2 separate regions of the Homo sapiens genome follow, and region 2 is linked to region 1. Evidence: chromatin loops called from intact Hi-C (ENCODE). Cell type or tissue: Caco-2. All regions are shown on one strand. Links, peaks and the distances in the headings refer to the core of each region. The heading gives the core; the rest is flanking DNA. Region 1 overlaps FGD4 (FYVE, RhoGEF and PH domain containing 4). Region 2 overlaps FGD4 (FYVE, RhoGEF and PH domain containing 4).

Region 1 (8,336 bases), core at 133-8,132:
GAGGTCGAGGTTGCAGTGAGCTGTGATAATGCCACTGCACTACAGTCTGGGTGACAGAACAAGACCCTGTCTCAAAAAAAAATTTTTTTTAAAGACTTGTTTTTCTATATTTGATACAGGGAAACTACTCCTAGAATTGGAGACATCCTTCAGAAATTGGCACCATTCCTTAAGATGTATGGAGAATATGTGAAAGGATTTGATAATGCAATGGAATTGGTTAAAAACATGACAGAACGTATTCCCCAGTTCAAATCAGTGGTTGAAGAAATTCAGGTAATAGGACTGTTTTGTTCAAAGCTATGAATTACTATTTCCATACAAATTATACAGTCTTCTATATCTAAAACTGAGATCTAGAGATCTGTCTGAGATACCTAGCCAAAATTCATTCTACTCCAAATTATGCAGATCATCTCTGCAATGCTGAAATACGTATCAGTCACATGCTGCATACTAAGCAATAACTTCTCCATTTGCTTTTGAGACCAGCAGAGGATGATTTTTATTAGGGTCTACATAAATTTACAAAATGAGTTCCCATTCGGGTCTGTGTCTCTCTTGCATTCTTTCAGAGGTTAAGTTGTTGGAAGGAATATAAAGAATGATTGCTGTAAACCTTGAGATTTGGGAAACTAATCATTCTTTTTTTGTCACTTGATATCTGTGTCCTCATTTTCTTCTGTTTCACCAAACCTGAATAACATACTTTAATAATACCATAATAATTTCCACTTGATTCTCTAGTCAAAATTGTTAATGTCATATTCTTTGATACAGTTGATATTGAAAAGGCATATTTTAGATCATCTAAGATTCTTGGCATGGGAATTCTGTTGTTCCTTGACTGTCTTCTTTTGTGTCATATGAATTTTTTTAATTGTACCATTTTAATTCCTCTAATTGTCAAATGATTTTTTGAGTTATTTTCCAGTGGTTGCTTTTAGGATTATAGTATGCATCTTAATTTTTCACAATGTACTTCAGATTATACTCACCTTAATTCTTGTAAAATGTAGACACTTTGTTCCAATATAGCTCTGTTCCCTCCTCTATGCTCTGTGCTATTAGTGTCCTGTATATTAAGTTTTTATATGTTGTGAGTCTATAATACAGTGCTACAATTGTTATGGAAGGATATGAGAAAAAAATGTATCTATAAGTCTATTGTATACTATTATATTTGCCCTTTCTGGAGTAAGTTTCTTTCAGCATACATGGTTGTTCTGTCAGTCTTTGTCTGGGACTACACTTATTTTTTCTTGACTTTTGAATGAATGAAGAATGAAGTCCAGTTTAGCTAGATTGGGAATTCCTGGTATATGGGTTTTTCCTTTTTATTTTATTTATTTTTTTTTTTGGAGACGGAGTCTCGCTGCTCTGTTGCCCAGGCTGGAGTGCAGTGGCGTGATCTAGGCTCACTGCAAGCTCCGCCTCCTGGGTTTACTTAGCCATTCTCCTGCCTCAGCCTGTTGCTGGGACTACAGGCGCCTGCCACCACGCCTGGCTAATTTTTTGTATTTTTAGTAGAGATGGGGTTTCACCGTGTTAGCCGGGATGATCTCTATCTCCTGACCTTATGATCTGCCTGCCTCGGCCTCCCAAAATGCTGGGATTATAGGCGTGAGCCACCGCGCCTGGCCTTTGTTTCTATAATGTTTATTATTTTTTTTTTTTAGAGACAGGGTCTTGCTCTTGTCACCCAGGCTAGAGTGCAGTGGCCCAGTCACAGCTCACTGCAGCCTTGAACACTTGGGCTTGAGCAATCCTCCCACCGCAGCCTCTCAGGTAGCTGGGACTACAGGCATGCGCCACCACCCTGGCTAAATCTTAGAATTTTTTTATAGAAACAAGGTCTGGCTATGTTGCCCAGGCTGGTCTTGAACACCTAGACTCAGCCTCCCAGAGTGCTGGGATTACAGGCATGAGCCACTGCACTCAACCAGTATATGGAGATCCCCCCCAGCACTTTGAATATGTCATTCTCCTGCTTTCCGTCCTCTGTGGTTTGAGATGAGAAGCCAGCCATTGATTGTATTGATACTCCCATGCGTGTGATGAGTCACTTTTCTCTTGCTGCTTTCAAGATGTTCTCTGTTTTTTGGCTTTCAGCAGTTTAAATATGATGTGTCTGGGTGTGGACCTTTTTGTATTTGTCCTGGTTAGGGTTGGTTGAGCTTTTTGCATTTGTAGATTGATTTTTTTTTAATCATTTTCAGAAGTTTTCAGCCATTATTTCTTCAAATATTTTCTGTCCTTTTCACTTTCTCTTTTTTAAAATCTTTTTACTCCCATTACACAAATTTTGGTGGGTTCCTTTTGTTTGTTTTGGAAATGGTGTCTTGCTGTGTTGCCTAGGCTGGCCTTGAACTCCTGGGTTCAAATGATACTCCCAATCTTTGTTCTATTATTCAGATTGTATAATTTCTACTAGTCTTTCTTCAAGTTCCCTGATTCTTCTGTCATCTCAAATCTGCTGTTGAACCTATAGTGAATTTTTCTTTTCAATTACTGTATTTTTCACATCTACAACCACAACTTCTGGCTAGTAGAGTTATTGGCTCTCACCTCTCACTCACCTCAGGGATCTTCACTTCTACTGATGTTGTTGGGTGTGTATGTTGCCCACCACTCCAAATGAATGAGCCCTTTTCAGCCTCAGCAGAGGAGCTGCCAGTCCTCACAGTCCGTGCCACCCTGATGGCCCCTTCATAGTGACTGAGCTGGGAGAGGAACAGGAGCAGCCACAGGCTAGAATGCCACAGATTCTCACCGTTCTTACCCAAAGTTCAACAATTTTTAAAGTGTAAACAGATTTCAGGTTGTTGCATGCCTTTTAATCAATTTCTAAAATGCAAATATTGTTTTGTCAATTTTATCTAGCTTTATAGCTGCTTTTTTTTTTTTTTTTTTTGGAGTTAGAGTCTTGCTCTGTCACCCAGGCTGGAGTGCAGTGGTATGATCTCGGCTCACTGTAACCTCTGCCTCCTGGGTTCAAGCGATTCTTGTGCCTCAGCTTCCTGAGTAACTGGGATTACAGGTACATGCCACTACACCTGGTTAATTTTTGTACTTTTAGTAGAGACGGGGTTTCGCCATGTTGGCCAGGCTGGTCTCAAACTCCTGGCCTCAAATGATTCCCCCGTCTCGGCTTTCCAAAGTGCTAAAATTACAGGCAGGAGCCACTGCACCCGGCCTATCAGCTGCTTTTAACAGGGAGGATTTGCCAGTCTCTTCATTCAGCTGTAGCCAGAAGGTCTGCCTCATCCCCTTCACTCCTTTTTTTTTTTAACATTCTTTTATTTTGTAATTAAACACTCCCCTACCTTACTGAATATTGGGCTCCTGCTTTGATTTTTACTAGCTTCTTTTGCTAACTCTGAAATGTAGGCAGAGCACAAAGTTTGCCTTCTACATTCTTCTTTCTTTTCATACTTTTCAGTGATATCCTATTCCCACATGCCTTTAACTTGCCAGACAGGTTCCTCTAGGGTTGCTGTTTCTAGTCTAGTTCTCTACTCCCAAACTCTAGGTACAAACAGCTGAGCATGTGAATATCTTGTCATCCAAACAAAGTCAATATTTTCTTTTCCTATTTTTAGCTCCCAAGCATTTTTCCATCTGACTTTTTAGGCCTTACATAGAGTAGATAATTATTCTGATATGTATTGGATTTATTAGGTGACACCATTATCCTGTCATTTACCAGAGCTTGACAACTTAGCTTTATCTTTGATTTGTTACATGTCTTCATTCTCTGTATGTGTTCATTTGCCTGTGAAATAATGTATTCAAATTGCTTAGCGTAGTGCTTGTTGCATAGTAAGTGCTCACTAAATGATAGTGGCGATGGTGGTGATAGTGGTAGTTATTGTCTAGTCACACTCTGAATTCTATCTGTACAATGTCTGTCTTCTCTATATTATGATGAAATGACATGGGTTGTGAAAAGAGTGGTAGATTGGGAATCAACTAACCTAGTTTAGAATCCTAAGTCTGCTGCTTATAGTCACTTGACCTTAGGAAACGCTCCTAAATTATCTGAGCCACAGTTTCTTCATGTAAAATATTTGGGATCAGTAATACTTTCCTTGATGTACGTAATAGATTTTGGGAAAACCCAATGAGATATTTAAATTTATATAATTAATATCTTAAACTTTATTAAGGAAAGCTATTCTCTCAGCTTCTATGCCAATTTCAGGCCCTTATTATTTTCTTCCTGGTCTATAATAACAACTTCCAAACTAGTTTCCCCCGTCCCCCTAAAGCCACACTGCAGTAGATTAATCTAATAGAGCTCAGATCTAATGATACAACTGTCATGCACAAAAATCTACATTAGATGAAAAAAATCTAAACTCACCTTGACATTATTACCCATATTACCATTACTTTACGTCTTCTATTTTCCTCTACTTATTTTTTTTTTTTTGCCAAGAAAACCTCTCTGTCCCTTTCATTTAACATACTTCATGCTTCATTACTGTGGGCCTGTTCTCTCAGGTTTCTCCTCCTGGGCTCGCTCCCTAGTCTGTCTTTTTCTTCAGAGCCTGTACTTATCAGAGGTTGCATTAAATGTTCCCTTCTCTGTGAAGCCTTTAGTCACTTGTTTGCTTCAAATGCAAACACCATGTCTTAATATAGCTTTGATGCTTTGCAGTACCCTGATCATGGTGTGAATTCAGTATATACTTTAATGGGATTTCTGCTTTGTTTAACAGGAACAAGAACATTTCTTATTTTTTCATCTCTTTTGTTAACAGTTTCTTGGAAGCAAGTGATACGGTCTTAATTTTGCCCTAAGAAATGGAGCTCTATTTACAGAATTTGGTTTCTAATGAAAAAGAATGCTTTGAACTGATGAAAAAATAAAATTTTCTGACAGATAAGATGCCCAGACCTTGTTATTCTTCTATATGGAGTCTTTTTTAAGTTCAAAGGCAATGACATTTATCATAGCCTTATTATCAAATAGTTTCTGCTGAGTCCAAAGTCATTTAATACAGTTGTGCTTAGCAAACCTCATTAAATAGGCACATCTTTTGAAAAATCTATATAGAATGATTTAATAATGTGACTTCACAAACCCTTGTAGTGACTAATTGAAGTGGTTATCAGCAATCTGGAATTTTCTTGCTTAAAATTCTGCTTGATTTTTTTTCCTCCTTTCTGTTCTTACACCAGATTGGTAGTTCTCAACTTCAGTGTTATAGAAATATCAGGTGTTTTTAAATGCATATTCTCTAGCTGGGCATGGTGGCACGTGCCTATAGCTACTTGGAAGGCTGAGGTGGGAGGACTACTTGGGCCCAGGAGGCAGAGGTTGCAGTGAGATCACACCACTGTGTGCCTGGACAACATAGTGAGACTCCGTCTCAAAAAAAGAAGAAAAAAATGCATATTCTCCATCTCCTTCCCCAAAGATTGTGATGTTACAGATTGAGGTGGGGTTCAGAAATCTGTTTTCTGTTGTTGTTGTTGTTTTTTTTGAGACGGAGTCTCACTCTGTCACCCAGGCTAAGTGGCACGATCTTGGCTCACTGAAACCTCCGCCTCCCAGGTTCAAGCAATTCTCCTGCCTCAGGCTCAGCCTCCGCATAGCTGGGACTACAGGCGTGTGCCACCACGCCTGGCTAATTTTTGTATTTTTAGTAGAGGCGGGGTTTTGCCATGTTGGCCGGGCTGGTCTCAAACCCTGATCTCAGGTGATCCACCTGTCTCAGCCTCCCACAGTGCTGGGATTACAGGTGTGAGACACTGTGCCTGGCCAGAAATCTGCATTTCATGCAGGTGATGGACAGTCACACTTTGTCGAAAAATATTGCCCTTGACGAAAGTTCTGTTTTACAGTGAGTTTTTAGACTTGCTAACCTAATTTTTAAATGTTTCTTAGAAAACCTTTCTCATTACAGAAACAGAAAATCTGTGGGAGCTTAACTTTGCAGCATCACATGCTAGAACCTGTTCAGCGGATTCCCCGGTATGAGATGCTCCTTAAGGACTATCTAAGGAAATTGCCTCCTGATTCCCTGGACTGGAATGATGCTAAAAGTAAATGCTTTTTTTTTGTTTTCTCCCTATTTTGGAATAATCAAGTGGCCAAGCAGCCTTATGGTTTCAAAGAGAAATACATCTCACAGCTACTTTAGTCAAATGTTGCTGTTAGAAGATAATTTCATTGGAAATTGTTATCATCACTTCAGTTAGGCAAGTCACTTTTGAGCCAAAATGACAAGTTTAGAGCAATGCAAATCACATTAATTTTGCTGGTTCCATGTTAGTCACTGGCTCTGAAATATAAAATTATAGTCTTAAAGACATCTAGAATAGCAATACACAATTTCCTTGTCAGAGGAAGAATATAGCCATTCAGAATTACAAGTGCTCCTGTTTAATTAGATAGGTTGGTGCATACCAAGAAAGCTAAGGTGACATTCACTATGTAAAAATAACCTAAGCAGAGTTGGCTGCACCTGCCCTAACGTGCTACCATAACAGGAAATGGTGCTTTTTATTGTCCAATAACATTTTCTTCAAGAAAAATGTATTTCAATTATGTTAGATGTCTTATTTTTTCATCAGATTATAATGAAAGGGGTTTTTTTAAAGGCTTATGAGTTTCAATAATACTTTACCTTTTTCTGCACTTTTACAAATCAACTGTAAAGGCATGAATGAAAATTTAAGAAATAACAGTGGCTTGATATTCAACAAGCAGTGGTTGTACTTGTGTACAACCTTAAAACATTGCTACTTTCCCTTGTAATTTCTTGTTTTCTGTCATAAGTGAACCTGGATGAGAGACGAAGTACGTAAAACATTTTTTGTCTTGGATCCTTAACCTTTTCTTTTTAAATTATTATTGTTGTTATTATTACTATTATTATTTTGACACAGAGTCACACCCTGTTGCCCAGGCTGGAGTGCAGTGGCGCGATCTTAGCTCACTGCAACCTCCACCTCCCGAGTTCAAGCCATTCAGCTAATTTTTGTGATTTTAGTAGAGACGGGTTTTCACCATGTTGGCCAGGCTGGTCTTAAACTCCTGACCTCAGATGATCCACCCACCTCAGCTTCCCAAAGTGCTGGGATTACAGGTGTGAGCCACTGCTTCTGGCCCTGATCCTTAGCCTTTTCTAGAACACAAGCTGTCTCAGATGTGTTTCTCCCATCATTTGAGTGACTCTGACCACAGAAACTTCTCTTCTCCATTGGCCCCTTCCATAGTGTAGGATGAACTCGGCTTGCCATCTCCTCAAACCAACTACTTCCTATGAATTCTTCCCTGTCTCCATTTTCCATCCATCTCACCTGACTGCTTGATTTGAGTGGCAGATCTAGTGGTGGGGGTGGAGGTGGAAACACTACTGCTTTTCCTCAAATTCATCTCTAGAGCAGTGGCTTTATCCCATCTTATTTTGTCTTCCTCTATCCTGGATCCTGTATCAAGTGCACAGCATCGCCCACATCAGAATAGTTCTTTAAAATGTAAATTAAAATTCAGTTTATTCTACACTCAGACTTTGGTATCCCCTTAGATGCCCATGTCAAAAATGAGAAAGTTGGTGACATGGTATGGCATTTTATTGCTTTTTGTTTGTTTTCCATTGCTACTTTCACTCAAATTCCAAGGAAATCACAGAAGAAGGGCTTTTTGGTGACCTAAAAGTAGAAATGAAAGCAACAAAATGCATTCTGTCCAGCAGTACACTGAAGACAAAAAATGTAGTTGAAAAGTCTCAGGGTTGTTGTGGTAACAGAATTAAGCAGGCCGGTATTCACAAAACAGAAAAGAAAGGAAGAAAATGGGACATGATTTAGGATTGAGAGGTTTTTCCTAGGGTTAGTCCAGCAAGAGGTCTCGGCATCCACAGCACTTCACCAGCAGCCTCTGGAGCTCCTACGATGTCCACACCAAAGAGTTCCCATTCCCACCTGCCCCAGGAACAAAACCCTCCAACACTGGCCTCAGAAGATTCCCTTTCACCCGACCCAGGCTAGAACTGTGAATGTATTTTCCCAAAGAAAGTAGGTTATGCTTAGTGGTTAATTTGCTCATACAACTAGTAAAATACTTACTACTCATGAAATATTTTAGAACTTTTGAGTCAGAAACCTGGGTTTAAATCTGGCCCTTCAATAGCATAGCTGTGTGACCTCAGCCAAGTTGTATTACTTCCCCATTTCATTCATCTGCCAAATGGAGCTAAAATACTTAATGGTTTAAGGCTGTGTAAGAATTGATATTGTAATAAAGTACCTGGTATGGATTTAGTATACACTGTAAGTTTCAAAGTCTGAGTATAGAAGAAACTGAATTTTTGTTTACATTT
Region 2 (8,336 bases), core at 296-8,295, 64 kb before region 1:
ATAGCACGCCTGTTCCTTCACCCAGCTTTACTTTCGTTATAGCAGTTTTTTTGTTTGTTTGTTTTGTTTTGTTTTGAGACAGAGTCTTTCTGTCATCCAGGCTGGAGTGCAGTGGCGCAGTCTTGGCTCACTGCAACCTCTGCCTCTCAGGCTGAAACGATCCTCCCACCTCAGCCTCCACAGTAGCCAGGACTTACAGGCACACACCACCATGCCTGGCTACTTTTTATATTTTTAGTAGAGACATGGGTTTTGTCATGTTGCCCAGGCAGGTCTCGAACTCCTGAGCTCAAGCAATTCACCTGCCTTGGTTTCCCAAAATGCTGGGATTACAGGTGTGAGCCACTGTGCCTGGCCCATCATAGCACTTTTACCATTTAGCATGTTATACAGGTTATTTTTTTGTTGTGGTGTTCACTGCTATGTTCCTAGGGTCTAGAAAGGTAACTAATAGATACTGGGTGCTTTGTTAATATTTGTTGATTGAATACATTTCTAATATTCAGTGCCTTTTTCTGTTGGGAAATGTAAAATGAGCAGGAATATAAGAAGTTTAATAAATTATAAATATTTGTAGTGTTCTCCATTTCTTCCCTTCAGTTCTCTTTTAAGAATAAATATCCTTGCTTGCTAACCTCTGGTGTCCCTTGTTGAGCAGCATGTCAATAATGAGTTCCTGCTATTGGAAGCCTCACAGGCCAAGTTGATATAAAGAAGTATGAAGAAAGTATGGAGGGGTTAGTGGGTTAGTGAGATTGGAATCTGTGGCTGAGCCCGTACATGATTTTGGATGATTAATTAATGGGCTGTGTCGTAAGACAGAAAAGAGATGAGGGAGAAGCTTTGGGGTGTGAAACCAAGAAATCTGGAGCGATACTGTCTGTGTGGAGAAAATTGTGGCCAAGATTTTTTGCTATTAAAGATGTACTTAGGCCAGGCGCAGTGGCTCACACCTGTAATCCCAGCACTTTGGGAGGCCAAGGAGGGAAGATCATGAGGTCAGAAGATCCGAGACCATCCTGGCTAACACCGTGAAACTCCGTCTCTAGTAAAGATACAAAAAATCAGCTGGGCGTGGTGGCACGCACCTGTAGTCCCATCTACTCAGTAGGTTGAGGCAGGAGAATTGCTTGAACCCAGGAGGTGGAGGTTGCAGTGAGCTGAGATCGTGCTATTGCACTTCAGCCTAGGTGACAGAGGGAGACTCTGTCTCAATAAATAAAAAGATAAAAATAAATAAGAAAAAGAGGTCCTTAATATTTTATATTAATGATATACTTGCCCCACTTTTTGTTTTTTCTCTTCCTACATTTAAGTCATTTCACTCTTTGAAGCACTCTTGTAGGAGGGTGATAGGAAAAGTAAAACGATTGAATAAAAAATAATCTAGAAATATTTCCTTAGTAGTTCCTGTAAGGCTTGATGTGGAATAGAAAACCAATACACGGGCCAGGTGCGGTGGCTCACATCCGTAATCCCAGCACATTGGGAGGCTGAGGTGGGTGGATCATCTGAGGTTGGGAGTTCAAGACCAGCCTGACCAACATGGAGAAACCGCATCTCTACTAAAAATATCAAATTAGCTGGGCGTAGTGGCACATGCCTATAATCCCAGCTACTTGGGAGGCTGAGGCAGGACAATCGCTTGAACCTGAGAGGCGGAGGTTGCAGTGAGCTGAGATCGCGCCATTGCACTCCAGCCTGGGCAACAAGAGCGAAACTCTGTCTCAGGGGGGAAAAAAAAAAAAGCCAGTACATGAATTAAAGTGTAAGAATTATTTGTGTTTACACTTCATGTAATTTATTTCCAAATTTATCTAGATAATTGGAAATTGACCTGCATTTTAAAATCTGTAGCCAACAGTTAATGTTAAAAAAAAAAGTTCCCTTCCCCAAATGCAGTTAAAATCTATGAACTGCTGTTTGCTATTTGATAATATACTTGATCTGAATAGTAATTATACATTATTAGATTACATGACTTCTTAGAAATATGGAATCAATTTTGACTATAGCAAAAAGAAATTATACAAAGCTTGAAAATAATTTTGTTATTTTATAAATGTGTAAGCCCCTTAATGTCTATCAGTAGTTACTGATTTATTAGAAATATCATGTTTTTCTCTAATATTGCCCAGTAAATTTTTTTTAAATTTATTTCCATCAGAGTTACTAATTTAGAGTGTAAAATAGCAAAATAAGAAATATCAAGGAAAAAAGGTATTTCTGGTAACTTTTTATCTAAAATTGACCATTTTGATACAGAATGGTAACAAGTCATGCTTAGGGTTAGGAAATGTAACTGTATTCACTATACTCAATCCTAAAAATTGTGTAATACCTCTATGTTCAAGGAGGTTTAAGTTCGCCTCCCTCATAGACCTCTAAATGCAGTGACTATGAGAAATGTCATAGGAGAGGTACAAAATATGTTTGGAGAATAGAAAAGGAGGAACAACTGTTTCATTGATTCAAGGAAATTTCCTCAAAAAAGGTAACATTGGAGCTAGATATTGATAAATTTGTTTAAACAAAGACTTTCTGTTTTTTAAGCTAAAAGAACCAACGTATGCAAAAGCAGAGAGAAACATATGAAAAGAGAACTGTGTTTTCCAGGAATGGAGAAGATGAGAATGTGGCTAGAGTGTTAGGGGTGCATAGTTCTGAGTAGATGGATATTAGGCCCTTCAGGAGATTGACGCCTTTTTTTTTCTTTCTTTCTTTTCTTTTTTTTTTTTTTGTGAGACAGAGTTTCACTCTTGTCGCTCAAGCTGGAGTGTGATGGTGTGATCTCAGCTCACCGCAACCTCCACCTCCCAGGTTCAAGCAATTCTCCTGCCTCAGCCTCCCGAGTAGCTGGGATTACAGGCATGTGCCACCACCCCCAGCTAATTTTGTATTTTTAGTAGAGATGGGATTTCTCCATGTCGGTCAGGCTGGTCTCGAACTCCTGACTTCAGGTGATTCGCCCGCCTCTGCCTCCCAAAGCGCTGGGATTACAGGCAAGATTGATGTCTTAATGTGAAGGGTCCTTTATGCAAGCTAGAGGTTTTGAGGTTCCCCCTCCCCATCGAGCCTTGCAGTTCCATTAAAGGATTTTAAGCAAGGGAGTAATAAAATTCGTTATATCATTGAATGAATAAAATAGTCAGACTTTTTATTTGTAGGAGAAAAATTGTATTAGATGTAGCCAAATATGGCTTAAGTAATGCAGTTTTAAAATTCAGAATTGGAAAATTGGTTTATCTTTGATTAACTGGTTCATTTTTTTTCTTCCTAACTTCTTTCTTCTGTCAGCCAAAAAAAAATAGGAAATAATGGATAAGCTAGAAGCAGTATTTGCTTTTTAAGTTTTGCATGACTGAAACAATCCCCTACACTGTTAGAAGCCTAACACACAATGCTATTGTGCTCTGGGTCTAGAAAAAATGTGAGGCCTGCTAGTCTGATTTTGCAGCAGGGAGTAAGGAAAGCCAATACTTAACTTTGTAAGCTGCTAAATATTAAATGTTTAGTAAAATGGGGTTTATAGTAATGTTTTTTTTGAGACAGAGTCTCACTCTGTTGCCAGGCTGGAGTACAGTGGCTCAGTCTCGGCTCACTGCAACCTCTGCCTCCGGGTTCAAGCGGTTCTCCTTCCTCAGCCTCCTGAGTAGCTGGGATTAGAGGCGCCTGCCACCACACCCAGCTAATTTTTGTATTTTTAGTAGAGACGGGGTTTCACCACGTTGGCCAGGCTGGTGTCAATCTCCTGACCTGGTGATCCGCCCGCCTCAGCCTCCCAAAGTGCTGGGAATACAGGCGTTAGCCACCGTGCCCGGCCAGTAATATTTTTTCTTAAAAAGAGAATATCAAAATAAAGAGGAGAGTCAGGAGTAGAGGGTATCACCAAGCCTTTTTTAGAGTCACCTAATTTGTTACATGTTTTTCTTAAAATTACCAACCATCAAAAAGAAGAATTTTGATCTATATCTATGCCTAAGAGATGTCAGTAGAGCAGTAAAAATATTTCTCTAATTTATAAGGAAGTTAAGTAACTTTCCCACAGTCAAAATAATCATGTCAAAAATTTGACCTTTCAACCACTAGTTTTAGTAATCCACCCTGCTTTTTTCCTCAGGGAAAAAAAAAAATGTACTTCCCAGATAAACATCACCTTGCGTTTCACCGCAGGTCTGGGTGATCCTTACCTTGGAACAAATGATAGTGTTGGTGCATTTAAAGTAGCAGCTTTTGGGTGACTGGCTGGTCCTGAGGAGTTTTTCCTACTTAGCAGTGTTCATTTTATCTATTAATGCCGTGAAGCAAAATACAGGTTGAATGAGCAGTGTTGGTAACTGCAAAACAAAGTGTTGCAACACAGTAGGCTGAGGTAGTTTTAAGCAGATAAAGTCTACAGAAATTAGTTTACAGAAATAGTGTTAGGCTGGGATGTTTTAGCTGCTAGATTTCAGATTTAGAGAAATCAAGTTTAGAAAAATAAACCAGCAAAGTAGTACAAAATTAATAGCAACAATGTCAGGAAGAATTTGCTTATGAAAAGGATCTATTTTCCCTTTTGTGAAGAGAAACATTTGTTCACCCTTGGTTACTTGTGATTGAGATAATTAAAAACAATTTTATTTGGTTTTAGCAGCCTCCTTGTGAAAACTTATGAAATATTAGGCAGTTTGATTTTCTTCTCCTCTCTGGACCTGCAGATAAATTTGTTGTGAATAAATGGAAAATAGTTTGGCAGTGGGCAGAAGCAAGGGAAAAGCCAAGAATCTGGTCGATTTATAAACCAGACATTGTGAATAAATGAGTTGGCTACAGCTCTTAGAAAAAGGCTTTTGCCTTTCGAGTTCTTTTCCTACATCTGCTTTTATTTCTTTCACACTTTATGAAGTCAATAAAAATTTTGATTTCATTGTTACAGAAGTTTCTCCTTGTATAGGAGCTTTTCATGCCCTCTGTTGGCCATAAATAATTTACTTTTGATTTCTCAAGGCTCCTAACTGGTGACTTTTCATATAAGGGGATGTCTAGGTTGTTTTTGGTAGTGATATTATCTCTTTGTACCCAGAGAACACTTCTGACACCAAATGGGGGGTTTTCTTCACAGCAACAACCAGTTCTTCAGCTCTACCTGGAGTTAGCGTCAGATCCCATAGGTGAAACGCTGAGTCCCACAAGACTATCCCCACTTTAGATGCCAGTCACAAGTCCCAGGCATCCCGTAGTTCTGACTGACTCACCGTAAATCAGAGGTTCCCATGAACTCCTCATCAGATTTAATAATTTGCTAGATTGGGTCACAGAACTCAGGAAAGCACTTTACTGACATTTGCTTGTTTATTATAAAGGATACTATGAAGAATATAGATGAACAGCCAGATAAAGAGAGATTAATACATAAGGTGAGGTCCAGAAGATTCCTGAACATGGGTGCTCCTGTCCCATGGGGTTAGGGTAGGCCACCCTCCCTGCACATGGATGTATTCACCAACTTGGAAGCTCTCTGATCCTTGTCACTTAGAGGTTTCATCATGTAGACGTGATCAATTATTAACTCAGTCTCCAGGCACTCTCCCTCTCCAGAAGTTGGGAGGAATAGGTCTGAAAGTTCCATGCTTCTGATCATTACTTGGTCTTTCTGGCAGCCACCTCCATCCTGAGGCTACCTAGGGTTACGCCAAGAGTCATTTCATCAAAAGAGGCTTCTACCACCCAGGAAGTGTCAAGAGATTTAAGAACTCTCCGTTAGGAACAAAAGATGCTCCTATTATCCCCACCACTTAGGAAATTACAAGAGTTTTGTTTTTGAGACAGGGTCTCACTGTGTTGCCCAGGCTGGAGTGCAGTGGTGCAATCTCAGCTCACTGCAAGCTCCGCCTCCTGGGTTCATGCCATTCTCCTGCCTCAGCCTCCCAAGTAGCTGGGACTACAGATGCCCGCCACCACGCCCAGCTAATTTTTTTGTATTTTTAGTAGAGACGGGGTTTCACCATCTTAGCCAGGATGGTCTTGATCTCCTGACCTCATGATCCGCCCGCCTCGGCCTCCCAAAGTGCTGGGATTACAGGTGTGAGCCACCGCACCCAGCCGGAAATTACAAGAGATTTAAGTGCTGTCCTTTGTCAGAAACCAGAGATCAAGTATATATATTTTTATTATGTCACAAATGGATTCTAAAATCAGATAATCTTACTATTACTTATCTGTGAAGAGGACTTCATACTTTGCACAGAAGTATTTGCTGTGACTTAAACAAGAGTCACATGGTGCTATGAGCTTAAATAATTACTAGTAAAATTTGGCCAGAGCCAGCAGCCATGGCTTATGTCTGTAATCCCAGCACTTTGGGAGTCCGAGATGGGTGGATCTCCTGAGGTCAGGATTTCGAGACCAGCCTGGCCAACATGGTGAAACAAAAAATGTCTCTACAAAAAATGCAAAAATGAGCTGGGCGTGGTGGTGGGTACCTGTAATCCCAGCTACTTGGGAGCCTGAGGCAGGAGAATCACTTGAACCTGGGAGGGAGAGGTTGCAGTGAGCCGAGATGGTGCCACTGCACTCCAGCCTGGGTGACAAAGCAAGACTCTCTCAAAACAAAGAAAATTGTTTTTGGCTGGGTGCAGTGGCTCATGCCTGTAATCCCAGCACTCTGGGAGGCTGAGGCAGGTGGATCACTTTGAACTCAGTCGTTTGAGACCAGCCTGGTCAGTATGGTGAAATCCCGTCTCTACAAAAAAATACAAAAATGAGCCGGGCGTGGTGGCTCACACCTGTGGTTCCAGCTACTCAGGAGGCTGAGGCTAGAGGACTGCTTGAGCCAGGAAGTGGAGGTTGCAGTGAGTTGAGATCGCACCATTGCACTCCAGCCTGGTGACAGAAGGATACTCTGTCTCCAAAAAAAAAAAATTACTATTAAAATTAGTCTTCATGGTGTTTTGGTGAACTTTAGCTTACCAGCTGAAAATTATGGAATTCATTTCATATAGCTTCCACTATAAATACTATTTTGATCCAAGCCTGTTAATAACACTAAGCATGGTGACTCTCAACCATGACTGCACAGTGGGATTGCCTGGGAAGCTTTAACATACACTGATACCTGGGTCTCATATCCCAGAGATTGACTTAAGTGGTTTGGGGTGCAACCCAGGTATTGCAGTTTTCTTTCTTAAAGTTCCACAGGTGATTCTAATGTAGTCATGGTTGAGAGCTACTGACCTTGAGAAGCATGATTTTTTAGAGGTGGCTAACCCGTTCTGGTCTACTGGTTTACATGCAGTAGAGATAGTTGGGGAAGATAATTTTTGCTTAAAATAGGAAAGCAACTGACACAATCGCATGGTAGGCATGCAGGGTTTAGAACAGTAAGAAACTGAAGATTATACCATATAACACTGTGAATTTATTAAATACATTCCAGAGTGGGTTATCAGCCAAGATGTGCTAGATCAACTGTGTATGGTGCTGCTAATGAGTTCACAGAAACCTAGAGGTTTTTACTTGCCCAAGGTCACACCACTAGCTGGGGACACAACCAAAACTGGAAAATTATAGTGGTAATTCATAGTTTGTTGCCTTGATTATTTAGGTCAAGTTCTGTAAACTTTTTCTGTGAAGGGCCAGATTGTAAACATTTTAGGCTTTGCAGGCCATATGGTCCCTGTTGCAACTACTCAACTCTACTAACATAGTAAAAAGCATCATACACATTATGTAAATGAATGAATGTGTATTCTAGTAAAACTTTATTGACAGAAGCTGGATTTGGCCTGTGACCTGTAGGCTGCAGATCCCTGATTGAGGATTGTTTTAATCTTCCCATTGGAAAGTTGGCTCCTTAAGAGTAGGCTGAAGATGTTACTGGTCCCACGTGGTGCCTTACTTCCTGGTACTGTTACAGTGGCCTCTGTTGCAAGGTGTTAGATGAGTGCTTGTTGAATTCATATCTATGCAGCTCTTAACGTTTTTCTGTTGCTTCTAACCCTTCCAGTAGGGGAAACAGTTGGCACATATTCCAGCTTTGGAGAGGAAATGCTTGAAGTCTGTAGCAGGGTATAATTGCTGAATTCTTCAAGCGAATTAAAGATCTGAATTTGCTCTAGGGCATTCATAATTATTTTAATTTCCTGGAACAGATTCTAAGAATTCATTTTAAATCTGAAAGTTTTTCTTAAAATCTGTTTTATGATACACTGTCTTTATTTTTGTGAATATTGTTAGTTTCTCACAACAATATTTATTTCAGTTCATTTGGATCTAAGATCTTTGTTGTACTTATGTGTGGCCAGTAGACTCTTTAGCAAAATTAAACAAATGCTAATGGGTTCCCACAGCCACCC

Evidence for each region. Peaks named below come from ENCODE experiments on the same cell type or tissue, not always from the same donor. Only the 100,000 strongest peaks of a DNase experiment are listed, where the experiment ranks them.
Region 2: a loop joins it to region 1, with 2.8 times the contacts of the local background. A loop is called at or near these places in 2 of 110 quality-filtered maps.

The regions. Positions count from the first base shown.
Region 1 is chr12:32,602,042-32,610,377 of GRCh38, forward strand. FGD4 (FYVE, RhoGEF and PH domain containing 4) reads left to right here. Exons shown (of 17, transcript NM_001370298.3): 7 at 120-276; 8 at 5,916-6,054. Among named protein-coding and RNA genes, the nearest start is that of DNM1L, 73 kb to the right of the region's middle. In Caco-2, for the core only: no CTCF peak of the experiment used is centred there; a DNase peak (open chromatin) is centred at 3,488.
Region 2 is chr12:32,537,841-32,546,176 of GRCh38, forward strand. All of the region lies in intron 1 of FGD4 (FYVE, RhoGEF and PH domain containing 4), which reads left to right. Among named protein-coding and RNA genes, the nearest start is that of DNM1L, 140 kb to the right of the region's middle. In Caco-2, for the core only: no CTCF peak of the experiment used is centred there; no DNase peak of the experiment used is centred there.